2 separate regions of the Homo sapiens genome follow, and region 1 is linked to region 2. Evidence: chromatin contacts called from ENCODE Hi-C or POLR2A ChIA-PET data. All regions are on one chromosome and are shown on one strand. The core of a region is the stretch at or near the end of the contact, and the rest is flanking DNA. Distances in the headings are between cores, read along the strand shown.

Region 1 (2,700 bases), core at 87-2,586, 38 kb after region 2:
GCCTCGGCCTCCCAAAGTACTGAGATTACAGGCGTGAGCCATCATGCCTGGCCTACTATTAATAAACTTTAACTGAACTAAATTGTGAACTTAATTGCTAATGGTGAGTTTCTAATTATTTAAATACACAGAACACTGATATAAATATATATAGGTGAATATATACATGTCTATATATATATGGCATGTGTGTATATATATATATATATATATATATATATATATATTTCTTTATGTATCACAAGTGGATTCTATGATTTTGTCTGTAGGATGGGGAAGAGGGTAACATTTTTGGACCTAAGCAGAACCTTCTGAAAGACCCAGATGGCCCCTTGCCCACTGTGTAGTGAAGGTTTCTCCTAGGGAGGAGATGCCCTTGCACTTGCCCACTGTCCTCTCCCGTCTGCCAAGCCACAGACTAGTGCAGACATACTCTGAACAGCCCAGTGACATTCAGTCTTCATTTTCTTATCCCTCCAGGGAACACAACTAAATTGAAGGTAGTGGACAAACTATTACTACTTTTCCAATATGTTTTTCCAATGAAATGGAAAAGCTACTGGCTACATGACTTTCAAAGCAGCATTATTCTAAACACAGGCCATTTTTTAAATCAAGACAGAATCCCCACCAATTTAGACAGAAGATAGGCTTTAACATGTCATTAACAACCCTGGCTGGCTAGCCAACGTGGTGTTAAGAGGAACACAATAAGATTGGATACAAAGGAAGAGAAAACAAACAGCCACGACTACAAAGCCAGACCTATCATTATTACTTACACAACACACCGCACAAAATCCATCACGGTATAAAACAAAAAAAGCTGGGCAAGATCCTTCAATAGGCCACAATTTGTACAAAGCAAATATTTAAAAATGGTCTGTCACATTCTCAAAGGCTGGTGCCGGGAAGGAAGATATCCATCTGGAAACAGACATCTCATCAGCAAATGCACCACACATTCCCAAGGCAAGGCAGCCATCAGGAACGTCCTACCTCACCAACCAGCCTCTGAGCGAATGAATGAAGCATTTTGGGTTACGACAGTAAAACAATCACTACCAAAATCCAGTTTTCCTTTTGTTGAAGACATGGGGGATTAATTTGAGACTTTAGGTTCCCTTTATCAGAGCCCACACTGGAAGAAATGGAGACAGCCACCGTTACAGCCAGAGGGTCCTGGCGCAGAAAAACGTGCCAACTCGAGGAAGAGAAGGGAGACACAGGACCTGTCTTCCTTCGGCTCCCCCCAGCTTCCTTGCACCTGTTCCCAATTTTTCTTTTCTTCCTGTTGATCTTGTCAGGTGGCTTATTAAAATGCACGTCGGGAACAGTAGGCTGACTCCTGTTCTCTGCATGTAAACAGTTGCAGGCTGTGCTAGTCAAAATAGATCTGGGGTAAAAGCAACGCCTGGGTGATATTTTTAGCATTTTATTCCTCAGATTACATCCAAGTGGGGCTGGGATTGTTCAGTGGCATTGATCAAAAGAAGACTACGTGAGAAGGTGTCAGAGTAGATTCAAATTTTCATCATTTTAGAAAACTGTAAGATCCCTTCTGATCTCAAACAGTAGTGGGTACAGTCTGTTTCTGCCGTTTTTCCTGCTTCTCCCTTGAACATGTACATCTATGAAAATTTTTAACTTTTTAATAATCCTGACATGCCAAACTCATTCCAGCAACCATTTCTCTAGTTGATTCATTTAAAAGTCAGTTCTATTAAATACAAAGGTAACCTCGTGGCAGATCTTCTATCTGCAAAGCTTGGAAGGAATGGGGTCTGACCCACGAGTTCTAGTTTTGTAGCTAGCAATAGGTCAGAACCTAACATCTTTATTGGGTTGAACACAAGTTTGTTGGAGAGGAATTAAAGAGCAGAGAAGAGTGAAGGCGTCAATCACTTCAGCATAGCTAACTATGGTTTACTTCTACACTGTCCTCATCTGGAAGGTGTACACTCAGTACAGTCTGAGTACCTATGTGCTGGGCTCTGTACTAAGCGATGCAGGGATGTAGAGGAGAGGGGACGGAGGACAGCAGAGAGCGCCCAAGGAAAACCAGCTGTCTTGAGGGGAAGACTAATGCTCTGAGAACCCATCTTCTACTTGACTGACCACAGATAACTAGGGCTGACTCTAAATTTGGAGTAAACTTACACACAAAGACTCAGCTAAAGAACCTCATATACCACTATCAATTCCCTGAGTCAGGAAGTCCCTGAACGATAACTACTGTCCTCACTAGTAGAAAGTGATTTAGTCAGTTCCAATGTAATAGTCATTATTAAGCAACTTTTAGGGTAGTTATAAACTTCCTAACAAGAAGCTTTGGTACACTTAGTATAAAATATTCTCAGTTCCTTCCAGAGTTTGCTTCAAATTAACCTAATAGAGGCAAACATTTCAAAATAAGATTGCTTGATACATCTTTTTTTTTTTTTTTTTTTTTTTTTGAGACAGTTTCTTACCCTGTCACCCAGGCTGGAGTGCAATGGCATGATCACGGCTCACTGCAACCTCCATCTCCCAGGCTCAAGTGATCCTCCCACCTCAGCATCCTGAGTAGCTGGGACCACAGGTGCACACCATCATGCCTGCCTAATTTTTGTATTTTTTGTAGAGGCAGGGTTTCACCATGTTGGCCAGGCTGGTCTTAAACTCCTGGACCCAAGCAATCCTCCCACCTCAGACTCCCAA
Region 2 (2,749 bases), core at 188-2,687:
GCAGCCTTGACCTCCTGGGCTCAAGTGATCCTCCCACCTCAGCCTCCAGAGTAGGTGGGACCACAGGCACACACCACCACCTAGCCCAGCTAATTTTTTAATTTTTTTGTGAAGAAGGTGTCTTGCTATATTGCCAAGGCTGGAATTCCTGGGTTCAACTGATCCTCCTGCCACAGCATCCCAAAGTGCCAGGATTACAGGCGTTGAGCCAGAGGAAAGGAAATTAAAGTGTTGGTTCCCACAGCAAGGTGGATGCCATGCTCAGGGTTCTCTAAGGTTCAGGCCAGAGGACATTTTATTTGCACTAAGCAGTATCATCCCCCAAAGCACTGTTTCCCAATAACAGTCAAAGAAGGCTTTGGATAAGGCCATGGAATGTTAACTCTTTCTTTCCTCCCTTAGGATAATGTGGCTATGGAAGGCAGGCAGTCTCCAAAAAGCCAGGAGAGTGAGGGACTCTGGGCTCATTGAAGTGAACTCTCCTTCTTCTCCCTAGAGGTCTGCTGGATTCTCAGAGACACAAAGACAATCATCCTTGTCTTGTTACTGGCACATGCTCCACACATAGCGTGTGCTCCATAAAGATTTTCTAATAACTCATCTACGTATAAGCACTATCTCTTATTGTACTCACTAACTCACCACCTCTCCATGTAGGAAGGAGAAAGGATTCTCTGACATGGAAGTTTCTCATCCAGTGGCAGCTCAGAATTCTGACATGCTTGCCAGGTACTTCATCTACAACCTTCAGACAACACAAAACAAACATATGTTTTGTTGAGATATGCATTCTGTCCTATGAATCATTATGGATCCTACTGAATCCCTTGAGTGAATACTACTGTGAACTACGATTGGGTCATTCTGGCTACTGCAGCCAGCCTGCTTGGGTTTGAATCTAGCTCCATTCTTTACTGGTTGTGTGACCCCAGGCAAGTTACCTAAGTGTTTAAGTTTTCCTCATCTCTAAAATAAGGATACGAAAAACCTTTTCCTAAGACATGTAAAGTGCTTAGAACTGTGCCTGGCACATAGTGTATGCTGTTGGTATTATTATATGAATTGCCCTGTCTTTTACCTTGATATCCCCACATCTGGTAGGATGTTCACGTGAGACCCTGCAGAAGGGCTGGGGTTTCTGCTCAAATATTTAGGCAACTCTATGTGGCTAAGCTGATGATCTTCCCAACAAGTTGTGACAATAACTGACAAGCTAAAGATGACTGCACCCGGTATAGAAGAGGAATTTGCCTGAAAGCAAAAACAAGAGCACAGTTCAATCACCTTCGCCCTTCCTTTCCCAGAATATTCAACTTCAGCATATTCAAGAGTTCTATACTTGTAAAACTGTCATAGGATAGCTGGCTAAGCTCACAAACCACACCGGCCCGAAGCCACACTGAATCCTGTCACCTTCCCACTCAAGTTCAGACGCTTCTAGCTGAGCAACTCTGCACGCCAGTCCGTGATCCCCCTGGTTTCCAGATTATTAAATGAAAACACATTCGTTGGCACACCTTTCCCAAAAAGCCAATCAAGCAAATGAGCTTTCCCTCTGGAGTGCCAGGTCCACTCTGAAAGAAGAAACCCAGGCCACTGCTTTTAAAGTTTTAATGGGAGAGCACTGTAAACAATTAAGATTCTTTGGGTTCTTAACATCCTCAGAGGACCATGATGAGATCTCTTCGTAAATATTTAAGAATCACATATTTTCTCCCTGTCATTTCTGCCAGGGTCTGAGCACAAGATATATATCCATATCTGTCACCTGAAGACATCCAGACAGGCCACTTATAAACAGCCTTAGCTGGAGACCTAAAGAAGAGGTGAGGTCATAATTCTGTGTGCTGGGGTGGAGGCATGTGGTAGATGGCGAGGTCAAGGCTGGTTCTTCTAATGATGACAAGAAAGTATGATCATTGAGGATGGTGCTCAAAGTCATTATTTTAAAGATATTTGCTTAAATAAACAAGCAAAAAATAAAACCTAGGGGTCCTGAGGGGGAAAATAACACACTGGCTGTGTGTGAAAAAAGTATAATTTATATTTCATCTGTACTGCTACCTTCACACTTGGACAAAATCAACAACAGACATAAGTGGTTCTGGGATCCCACCCTTCTCCAAGAGGCCAGATGTCACAGACAACATGTCTTTAAATCCCAATTCCTTCATACCCACCCCCAACTATGTGGGGTTTAGTACATTTATTGGTTTCTCTATATCTCAGTTTCCTCAGGTAAATGATGATTGTTATGAAGATTTTTAAGATAATTCATATGGACCACTTAGATCCACATGGCAAACAGGAAGCATACAACAATTGTTAGCTATTATCATTTGTTTTTGGAACTGGCTTTCAAATAAATGAAATAATTCTTTTAAATGGTTAAAAAATAATAAACATTTGGAGAAAAAACTGGTATGATGGCATTTACGCTATTTGTGGCAATACCATTTACAGGTACAGATCAAAAAGTCACCAAATTGCATGGCATCAGAACTACAAAAATAACTTTTTAGCTTCATAAACTTTTTCTAAAACTAGATTAGAAATTCCTGGCTGGGCACGGTGGCTCACGCCTGTAATCCCAGCACTTTGGGAGACCAAGGTGGGCAGATCACCTGAGGTCAGGAGTTCAAGACCAGCCTGACCAACATGGCGAAACCCTGTCCCTACTAAAAATACAAAACCTTAGCCGGGCATGGTGTCATGCACCTGTAGTCCCAGGTACTCGGAAAGCTGAGGT

The links. A loop is a pair of places that touch in the nucleus more often than their neighbours do. ChIA-PET counts read pairs that join two places held with the same protein, here RNA polymerase II (POLR2A). Pooled maps may share reads with other maps.
Region 1: a loop to region 2 is called in a map of heart right ventricle, with 1.8 times the contacts of the local background. The contact joins two enhancer-like sites. A Hi-C loop is called at or near these places in 7 of 168 maps with a recorded cell type or tissue (A673, heart left ventricle, heart right ventricle and 1 more), 4 of 37 single-sample maps with no recorded cell type and 5 of 50 pooled maps. POLR2A ChIA-PET finds 5 or more read pairs at or near these places in 3 of 52 experiments (MCF 10A, OCI-LY7 and Panc1).

Annotation. Positions count from the first base shown.
Region 1 is chr1:184,502,834-184,505,533 of GRCh38, reverse strand. All of the region lies in intron 2 of C1orf21 (chromosome 1 open reading frame 21), which reads right to left. Among named protein-coding and RNA genes, the nearest start is that of C1orf21, 120 kb to the right of the region's middle. Within about 2 kb of position 1,336, at least 2 of the 41 ENCODE cell types and tissues checked have a DNase peak (open chromatin) inside an H3K27ac peak, as active enhancers do.
Region 2 is chr1:184,540,542-184,543,290 of GRCh38, reverse strand. The region is part of intron 3 of C1orf21 (chromosome 1 open reading frame 21); the gene reads right to left. Among named protein-coding and RNA genes, the nearest start is that of C1orf21, 150 kb to the right of the region's middle. Within about 2 kb of position 1,437, at least 2 of the 41 ENCODE cell types and tissues checked have a DNase peak (open chromatin) inside an H3K27ac peak, as active enhancers do.